2 separate regions of the Homo sapiens genome follow, and region 1 is linked to region 2. A link is a contact called in ENCODE Hi-C or POLR2A ChIA-PET data. All regions are on one chromosome and are shown on one strand. The core of a region is the stretch at or near the end of the contact, and the rest is flanking DNA. Distances in the headings are between cores, read along the strand shown.

Region 1 (5,111 bases), core at 1,471-3,970, 130 kb after region 2:
AATGATATTTTGGAGTTATTAGCCCTTTTACTTTTTCTTTCATATATACTGAAAACTTTTGTTAAATTTTGTTTGCATTTAACTTTTAATGAGATGTATTTAGAAAATTCATCCATTTTGATCATCATTTTTCTATTACTGTTAATGTTGGCCAGTTCCTATATTTTGGGTCTTATTCATAGAATTTCTACTTGAAATACAGTGGAAGAAATAGTTCTACTTTTTAAAATGATTAACCAAATATATTTTGTTTTTTATAAATGCATGTAATATATATATTTACATTTAAAGTTCTAGATTATCTATAAAGACATATATTATACAAAGCTTTGTCTTACAATTTTGTTTAATTGAATATATGCCATGCGGTAGCAATTTGACAGTGTTTAAACTTCCCGGAAAAGGTTAGAAGTCAAGGTTAATGAGTAGCAAATTAATGTAATATTAAAATGTTAAGAAAGCCCTGTAGAAAGCCATTCTATACATTTGTTATGAACGATCAATTTTTCATTAAATTCTTTAAGTGATTTCAATACGTTTTTGGTACAAAACCAACTGCTTTTCTTAATATTTGCCAGAAGATGGTGCTATATTAATAAAGTATAATCTTTTCAGTGTTCTAGGAAATACAGATAAATATTGTTGAAGTATTAAAATAAAAGCAGCTCCTAAGGCTTGACAAATAACTGTCTAATGATATGCTCATTTTATATGCCTATATCTTAAAAAGAAAAGTTTGTTATGCATTTGGAGGTGAAAGGAATAAAAAGTATCATTTTTTGCTCATATTTTTATTGTTTTTTTCTTTTCAAGTCATAAGACAATTTGGGTATAAAAAAAGCTGCTCATTAGTGGTTTTTAAAACTAGAGCTACCTAACAAATTTGAAATAATTTTAAAGTCATATGCTCACACAAAACATACACATACACACCAATAACTTCTGTGCTGGGTCTGAAAAAAATGGAACAAAAGAAAACAAAACCAAAACTTAAAATTGTGATGATTCCATGTAACTAGCCACAAAATAGCTTGTATATTTATTTTTTTTAATATTTAAAAATAGTCAGTTAACATTCATCCCAGAGGCATGTTTACATTGCATTTTATTTACAGCAAGACACAGTCTTTCATCAGAAGTCCTGCAAGCATCCCTTCAACCACTGATTTAATGTCATTAAATATAGATGTCTTTTAAAAGGCAGTTAATTTAGTATAAGGGGAAATGCCTCAATGCATGCTAATAATGGGACTTTGTTCAGCATAAAAAATGAAACTTAATAAACACCTTTCCTTCTACATTGCCCTGGCTCCAGAATTTTCTAATGAGTAGCAACAGGAGCTCAGCAACCACTAAGGCCTGTTAACCTGACTGTAATTGTGTCTAATAAGTAGACAGACCAGAATATTCATCAAAAGTTCAATTGAGGTATTCAGTATTACCTTACCAATTCTTACTAATGACTGGGAAACAAATTATGTGTTTTGAACTTGTTCATGAAGCAATGGTTTAGATTCTGTGGGGAAGAAAGAACCATGGACATAGTATAAAACTTTACTAATGAGCAGAAATAGCATTGGTACATATGTTACTTTGTTTTATTTTTGATGTGATCCTTTCAGTGCCTTCCAAATCTATACAAATACATAGTTGAGCAACAGTTCACTCTTTTTTTTTCTTTTACTTTAAGTTCTGAGATACATGTGCAGAATGTGCAGGTTTGTTACATAGGTATACATGTGCCACAGTGGTTTGCTGCACCCGTCAACCCGTCATCTAGGTTTTAAGCCCCGCATACATTAGGTATTTGTCCTAATGCTCTCCCTCCCCTTGCCCTCCACCTCCCTGGCAGGCCCTGGTGTGTGATGTTCCCCTCCTTTTGTCCATATGTTCTCATTGTGCAGCTCCCACTTATGAGTGAGAACATGTGGTGTTTGGTTTTCTGTTCCTGTGTTAGTTTGCTGATAACGATGGTTTCCAGCTTCATCCATGTCCCTGCAAAGGACACGAACTCATACTTTTTTATGGCTGCACAGTCTTTTCTTTATAGTACATAGCTGGATCGTTACTCATTATGTTTATTGAGTTCCTTCTATGGGCAGAATATCTGTAAAGTATTCAGAACTAAAGGAGGCTTTTAAAAGTAAATAGAAAGCAATGCTTTTGAGAAATAGCCACTTAATTAGTGAGATTGAATCAACATATTCAGGCAAGCAGTAGCAAAAAAAAAAAAACCCCACATTTTATAGAACTAAGTAATATAATGTAAAATAATTGTGGGATGGATTAGTGCCTGTTTGATTTCTGATCAATGCTTTTGTTAGAATGTTTTTTTAAGAAAAGCCTAAATATGCTGTTTAAGACTGATAAAAATCTTACCATGTAGATACTATTATCCTTACTTTTTGATAAATGAAGAAACTAAATCCTGCAGAGGTTGACTAATCTACCCACTCACACAGCTAATAGGCCATGGGACAGGATTTGGATTTAGATCCATTCTGTCTCCAGAGCCTGAGCACTCTCCACTATGCCAAACAGAACTCCAAAACCCTTTCAAGACACACCTGGCTCCAAGCTTGAGCTCACACTCATTTTGTTTGTCTCCTAAAGTGAAATTTTAGGTTGCCTGTCTTGACTCTCTTCAGATAAAAATCCCTCAGAAAATTTTTTAGAGTCAGAGTTGAGATTGATTTCTGTGATTCATTTGTCACTGTGAAAAGAGATTAGGGCTGAAAGAAAGTGACTCATATGATGGCTCATGTTCACTGCAGCATGACTGGCAGCTTCTAGAACAGAAAAACAGACTTCTCCTTTTCTTTGGGGAGTAAGCAGCACGGGGAAATTTTATTCAGTAAAGCTGATGACAATTTTCCTTTAAATTGGACACGAATTCTCCTAGGAACACTGCATAGTAATATTCCTATGCCCATAAAATTTCAAGATAATCTTTTCGAAAAAGAAGTACATTCGTTTTTTTGACAACTGTTTACATTATTTTTTATCTCATCGAATAATTTCTACAAAATTATATTACACTAGGCTTTTAGAAAAGAGAATTTGCTCTCTAAAGACTCTGAAAACAGAACAATGAAATATCCCTTCCCTTAATTCGACCCATTCCTTCTAGTATTACTAATTAAATAAGTTAGTTCTCAATTGTCCTCAGATTGTATATGTGATTTGAAATTTCTTTAGAATTTACTAGTTTGTTAATTATTTCTAAATGGATATATTATTATTAGAAAGTGTCTTATTTATTTTATCTAGACTAGTTTTGATTCCTAGTTTCTAACAGATGAAGCCAAAACCAGTTTGGGGTAATAATTCATGATTACTCTAGAAACTATATCTAAGTCATTGACCAAACTATCTGTTAATCAAGTTATAGTTAAGAAATGCAGAGGCTTTTCAAGTTATGAATAAATCTGTATTGAAAGACAGTAACTCTGAGGAGTTGAAACAAAACTTTGGAGTCAGATAAAACTGAGCACAAATCACAGTGATAAGTTAGATGTTACTTAAATTCCCTCAGCTTTGTTTTCTTCTGATCAGTTTCTCTAAAGATTTTTTTAAAAAATTAAATGGGATTACATATGTGTGTGGGGGGGTATTGTATCTACATTATTTAGCTTACTATTTGGTACTTAGTAAGTGCTCAAATGGTAACTTGTTGTTTTATTTTTTTTTCTTTTGATGTTTTTCAAGTCTTCATCCTCAGTCCTTTCATTAAAGATGTGCTCAGTTTCTTATATTACGTAGAGAATGGCCAATTATCTATTGTCAGGATAATGCTGTCTAACAAACAACTAAAACATTCAGTGACATACAGCAATAGATGTTTTTGCTTACCAGTCCTTGATTTGGTGACCTAGTCTTGGCAGAACGCATTTCTATTGCTGGGAACAGGATTCTTTAGGACTATTTCATTTGGGTCATCTTGTCTCTGATTCGCATGTTCTCTCAACCTTCAGCTAATCCATCCTGGACTGGTTCTCTTCCAAGAAAGAGTATGAGGAAGTGGGCAAGGTTATTGAGGCTGAGGTTTGGATGGCCAAATTCTCTACCTCATGAAGGAAGAAGCTGAAAAGTCACAGGACGAAAGATGTGGACAGAGAAAAAGGTAGAGAATTGGGGCTATTTTTACAATTAAACTTCCATAAATATAAGAAGATGAGGTGGGACTTCTTGAAGAAGATGTTTTATTAGGGTTCTTCAGAGAGACAGAACTAATAATATATATTGTGACCTTATATATTGTTTATATCTTATATATTATTGGTTCTGTCTCTCTGGAGAACCCTGTTTAATAGAACATTTCTTTGAAGAAGTCCCTTTTTCTTAGCCACCTCATTTTACAGATAGACAGGTAGAGATAGAGATGTAGGAGAGGGGATTTATTAGGGGAATTTACTTAGGTGATTATGGAGGCTGAGAAGTCCCATAATAAATAAACTGGAGATCTAGGGAAGATGGTGGCTTGGGCAAGTCCAAGTTCAGAAGCCTCAAAATCAGGAAAGCAAAAGGTGTAGCTCTCAGGCTGAAGCTGAAGGCCTGAGAACCTGGGAGACCATTGGTGCCAGTTCCAGAGTTCAACGGATGGAGAACCTGGAGTTCTGAGGTCCAAAGGCAGGAAAAAAAGAGTGTCCCAGCTCCAGGAGAGAGAACGAGAGAGAGAGAGAGAGAGAGAGAGAGAGAGAGAGAGGAGAGAGAGAGAGAGAGAGAGGAGAGAGAGAGAGAGAGAAGAGAGAGAGAGAAGAGACAGAGAGAGAGGAGACAGAGAGAAGAGAGAGAATTTGCTTTTTCTTTGCCCTTTTTGTTCTATTCCAGCCCTCAGCCAAGTGGAATGGATGGTGCTTGCTCATGTTGGGTGAGGGTGGATCTTCCTTACTCAGTCCACTGATTTAAAAATGAATCTCTTCCGGAAACATCTTCAGAGACATTCCGAGAAATAATGATTTTACAGCTATCTCAGTATGTCTTTATCTAGTCAATCTGACACCTGAAATTAACCATTAAAGATGCAAATCAGTTTTTTGAAATTTTTTACATCTGTTACTTTAGAGTTCTCAAGACTTTTAGCTCCAGAATTATTAGAGGGAATTGCTTTT
Region 2 (5,133 bases), core at 1,635-4,134:
GTGGAGTGGATGATGGGAGGTTGCTTGGTGGGTACAAGCTGCATTGCTCCAGTGACAGATGCACTGAAGGCCCTTACTTTACCACAGTGCTATATATCAACATAGCAAAACTGCACTTGTTTCCCACACCTATTTACAAAATAAATTTTAAAAATTTTGTTTAAATTATCAAAAGTATCACAACTCATTTCTTGAAAGACATTTTCTGCTTTCATTTTTTCACCTGACATTCAATCCTCAAACTACTGAAAAATGAATTTGCTCTTAGTGTTTAAGCAAAACTAATCTTTCCAAGTGATCAATAATTTCTTGGTTATTAGAATGAACAGATACTTTTCAGACCTTTGAGCATCTAATAGCAACATAATGCTCTGTTTAGTAGCAAAGACAATGGGAATGCAAATCACTGCTCAGCCACTTACTGGCTATTAGACCTTGAATAAATCACTTAACCTGTGTTTGTTTTCCAGCTATAAAATGAGAATAATACTTAGAGTTCTTAGGAGAGAACATATACAAAGAGATTACATATACAAAGCATTTAGGAGAGTGCCTACTAGACAACAATCTATACAAGTGTTATTGAAACTTGCATTCTTACGTATCAAAGACTCCTGAGTTTCTTCCTCCTTCTCTAGACCATCTCTGCTACTTATTCATACTACTTTCTTTCACTGACTCCTTCAACATGGTTCTCTTCTCTTCTATGCTTTGGCTCAAACCCATCTAAATGAGAGTCCCTTTGGGCTTCAAACTCCCCAATCCACTTGCCTACTGCACACTACTATTTATATACCTCTAAAGACCTTTCAAATATGACCAAAATTGAACTTATCATGTTTCTCCCTAAGTATGTACCCCCTATTTTCTTCTCCTTGTTGGCTAGGAATTAGAAACAGAAGTTTCCTGAATTTCTCTTTGCCACTCTAGTCTAATTGTTCTCTAAGACCTACTGATTCTGCTTCTTTATCCTGTCAGGTCTAAAGGAAATCATCTATATTCAAATTCCTGCTCTACTTCATATCATCAATATGATCTCAGGCAAATTGCTTAACCTTTCTGAAACACAGTGTCTTTAATAACAGTACCTATGTCATAGGTCTTTGTGATGATTAAATAATATACGTAAAAACTACCTAACGCATGGAAAAAAATGCAATGAATGTTAACTTTAGTTATTATTATTACTATCTTTTTTCAATATCCTTCCCATCATCCCCTCTGCCACTGGCCCAGATCATCATCAACTCTCACCTAAATTACTGTAATTGCCTCTTAACTAAACATCTTTCCTCTAATCTTGCATTCGCCAATATATTCTCTACCTAGGAGCAAAGTTTTTTGAACTCAAAGTAAATCATGTCTTTCTCCTGCTAAAACCTACTAAAGACTTCCCATAGCTTTTAGAGTAATATCCAAATTCCTCAACATGCACATAAGGACTGCTTTTTACCTCAAAGGAAGGTACAGCACAGTCTGTTATCCCGTAAGTTCCAGCTCAACTTTCGTGATCTGTCAGAACCAAAAGCTCTCTCATGTTCACACATCACAATGCTAATATCACACCTATTAATTTTAATTGGAGATCAGGTGATTGATCTGTCAGACCCCACAGAAATGTGATTATCTTTAGTTCCGGGACTATATTTATTCATCTTTGTACCTCAGAAACTTACTCCAATGTTTCACACACGAATTTGATAATTGTTCGCTAAATAAGTACTGAATAAGAATAACTTATTGAAATATTCAATCTCAAATGTTATGACAAAGATAAAAACCATACCTAAACCAGTTCTCATAAATAAACTCAACACTTAAAAACTGCATTCCTTTTAGTAGGAAAAAGCATTCTGAGTTATAGAAATTCTTACCTGAATATATTTCTTGCTATAATTGTAACCTGGCTGTAGGGATCCGAAATCTACTTTATGTAATTTACTCAGCGGCTGAACTTCAGGCACCCCATTGACTTCCTTTATTAATTCAAGTGGCATATCAGTTCTGCTTCACACTGATGTCCAAAGCAAATTCAACTAGGGAATCTGACAACTTGCTGCTGAAAATACAAAACCAGTGTTTTACCCAAAATGAAGTCAATAATTTGCTTTAAGTCTCTTTGACTTAGTTATGCTTTTCCTTATTATAGTTAACACGGTTCGGGGTTGGGGGGTGACAGGAGGATGGATTATTTTACAATTTTATTGCAAAGATCAATACAAAACATTCTTCCAAGGAACTGAAACTTAACCATTTTCTACTTAGCTGCGTAAAGTACCTCCAAAAAGCCAGTTTTAAGATCTGTAACGTCACTAACAAACGCTTTTAACATTGTGCTTTAAAATGTAAAATTTATTGGGGAAGAGGGAGGCTGAAAAATCGTGTTTTTTTTTAACCCCCACGGGAGCTGTAATATTGTATAGACAAACTGTGCACCAAAAGCATCGTACTCCAACATGTTTCTGTGGCCCCCTCCCTTCACCCGCTAAATAAATGAAGAAACAAAAATTACTGAACTGAGATTAACTTCTGCATCGTAGGCTCAACCTTATTTCACAGACCTCTTGACGGGGACACTCACTAGTGTCGATATCTAATTTTAATGTTTGCGCACCAACCTTCCCCCAAGCCACCTGAGCTCTGTGAGGGCGGGGACTTGGACTTAACTCCTGTCTGCTTCTCCCAAAACACCAAGAAAGATGCTGAACACAGCAGGCTCGAGATAAACACTCGTAAGAAAGCGTTTCTCTGCGATAATTACATCAAATTTTGATCTAAACTAATTCAATCCCGGGCCCGTTACGTCTGGCACCCACTCAAATGAACACACCAAACCTTACAAATTTCACTCACCCGTACTCTAGAAAGAACCCTAGGAAGAGTTTAGGCGGGCGCGCAGGTGACGTCACACGCACGCTGACGGTTCAGCTCCACGCATGCGTGCAGGATCCCTGGGCATAGTCGCTTGTTCTCCGCCCGCGGTGGACCAGCTGCGTAACGGTTCACACACTGATGGCGCCTGGAGGTTTGGCGAAATACTGACAGGATGCGACGTCAACGGGAGCGCAGGGCCAAGGTACAGGCCCCGCCCAGTCCGGTCACATCCCCCGGAATTCTCGCAGCTCCCCTTAGCTCCGCCCCCAGTGACTTTCCAGCTTTCGTGGCGGGAGGCAAGCTTAGGGGAAGCGGGCGGGTCCGCTGGGCGGGATTTGAGCTTCCCTTTGGTAGATTCGAAGCTCCTGTAGGCAGAGCCTTTCTTTTAATGTCCAGTTCTCTTCCTCCAAGAAATAGGCACCTACTGCAGTCTTTACAAGGAAGCATTTACAAGGATAACAATGTTATTTGGGAGTTTTTATAGTAATTTCGGGCATTGGCATAATGCCACCATTGAGTCTTGCTATTTACAGACAGATTTGATTAACCTTGTCATTGTTTTATAGGGCCATGATTTTGTGGTATAATTAATATTTATTATAATTTATTTTATAGGTTTATTATAGTTTATTTAATATTTATTATAACTTATAATTGATAAATATTATAATTTATCATTTATAATGATAAATTGTTAAACATGAATTCTCTGCTAATTCCAGATATATGCCTTCAATCATTTAAGTGAAATCATCCTAGTGTGAAACTAAATGTAATAAAGAATTACATGAATATTTCCAAGGCTAATTTGAACTAAAATATCTTCTTTATATACATATTTGCAGGAGGATATAGCTAACTTTTTTTTTTTTTTTGAGACGGAATCTCGCTCTGTCACCAGGCTGGAGTGCAATGGCGCAATCTCGGCTAACTGCAACCCCCACCTCCCGGGTTCAAGCAATTCTTCTGCCTCAGCCTCCCTAGTAGCTGGGATTACAGGCGCAGGCCACCATGCCTGGCTAATTTTTGTATTTGTTTAGTAGAGACGGGGTTTCCCATTTTGGCCAGGCTGGTCTCGAACTCCTGACCTTGTGATCCGCCCACCTTGGCCTCCCAAAGTGCTGGGATTACAGACATGAGCCACTGTGCCCAGCCAGCTATGTTTGAAGTGCCTTTTTAATCAACAGGAAGCATTCAGTATTAGCCCATCTCCTGTTTCCCCTCCCCATCCCTGTAGTTATATCCCACGCAGAAGCCGGGGTGACAAGTGCATGAACTCAGGAGCTGTCCATTTGAGGAAAACTATAGGGAAGGTTTAGATGCTATCCTCCTTCCATCTCTGGCTGCATCCGGCTGAGAAATACTATTCCTCCTTTTTATGTGAAGCCCTCCACATGGGCTTTGGACCCTGACCAATTTCATCTCCCTTCCATCATCATCAATATATTTTCTCTTAATGTATTTTAAGCTTTCCTTCTTTTATTCATTCTTTCCCGTCACCATTTAAACACATTCTCCCAGGCTCTTGCTCTGTCGCCCAGGCTGAAGTGCAGTGGCGAGATCATAGCTCGCTGCAGCCTGGAACTCCTGGGCTCAAGCTATCCTCTGGCCTCAGCCTTCTAAGTAGCTGGGACTACAGGCACAGGCCACCACACCCGGCTAATTTTTTAAAAAAATTTTGTGGAGACGAGTTCTCACTATGTTGCCCAGTCAGTCTCACACTCCTCTGTGGGTACTAAATATTTGTTGAATGAACAAATGCTGAGGAAAACTGTTTATCTTACTTCTGACTTCCACCCCTCCATCCCACCCCTGCCCCCCACCACCCCATTACACTTAAACTGCCCTTAGAAAAACCACTGAAGAACTCTTTATTGCTAACCCAAAAGGACATTTTTAGTCTCATATTTTTGAAAACATTCTTTGTGCTACAACATGGTCCTAGTTTTCCTCTTACCTTCTACCAACTGAATCTTTTAAAATTTCTCATAATCTGTTTAGCCTGTAAGTATCCATGTTCTGTAGAATGTGATGAAGATGTCTAATAGAGGTATACGTAAGTCCTTTTATTTTGTTAAAGTGGTTGTTCTCAGTTCCTGTGGGACACAACACTTCCTACACGTTCAAGTAACTTCCAATCTTATTTCTTCTGCATAATCTCCCAATTAGTGGCAGAGGCTCCAGAGCCTGTAATGCTTTCCCTCACATTAGCAATTAATTTCCACAAATGAAGAAAATTGCTCATGAATATACAGTACA

Evidence for each region. Hi-C counts contacts between places; a loop is a spot of excess contacts on that map. ChIA-PET counts read pairs that join two places held with the same protein, here RNA polymerase II (POLR2A). Pooled maps may share reads with other maps.
Region 1: a map of IMR-90 shows a loop between it and region 2 (14-fold over the local background). The contact joins the enhancer-like site here to the promoter of POT1 in region 2. A Hi-C loop is called at or near these places in 1 of 168 maps with a recorded cell type or tissue (IMR-90) and 4 of 50 pooled maps. POLR2A ChIA-PET finds 5 or more read pairs at or near these places in 1 of 52 experiments (WTC11).

Annotation. Positions count from the first base shown.
Region 1 is chr7:125,059,476-125,064,586 of GRCh38, forward strand. The region is part of intron 3 of POT1-AS1 (POT1 antisense RNA 1); the gene reads left to right. Among named protein-coding and RNA genes, the nearest start is that of LINC02830, 92 kb to the right of the region's middle. Within about 2 kb of position 2,721, at least 3 of the 41 ENCODE cell types and tissues checked have a DNase peak (open chromatin) inside an H3K27ac peak, as active enhancers do.
Region 2 is chr7:124,926,941-124,932,073 of GRCh38, forward strand. POT1 (protection of telomeres 1) reads right to left here and starts at 2,885. Exons shown (of 19, transcript NM_015450.3): 1 at 2,854-2,885; 2 at 1,875-2,059. It overlaps POT1-AS1 (POT1 antisense RNA 1), which reads left to right and starts at 2,933. Exons shown (of 8, transcript NR_125719.1): 1 at 2,933-3,076. RefSeq lists enhancers at 2,821-3,120, 2,875-3,169.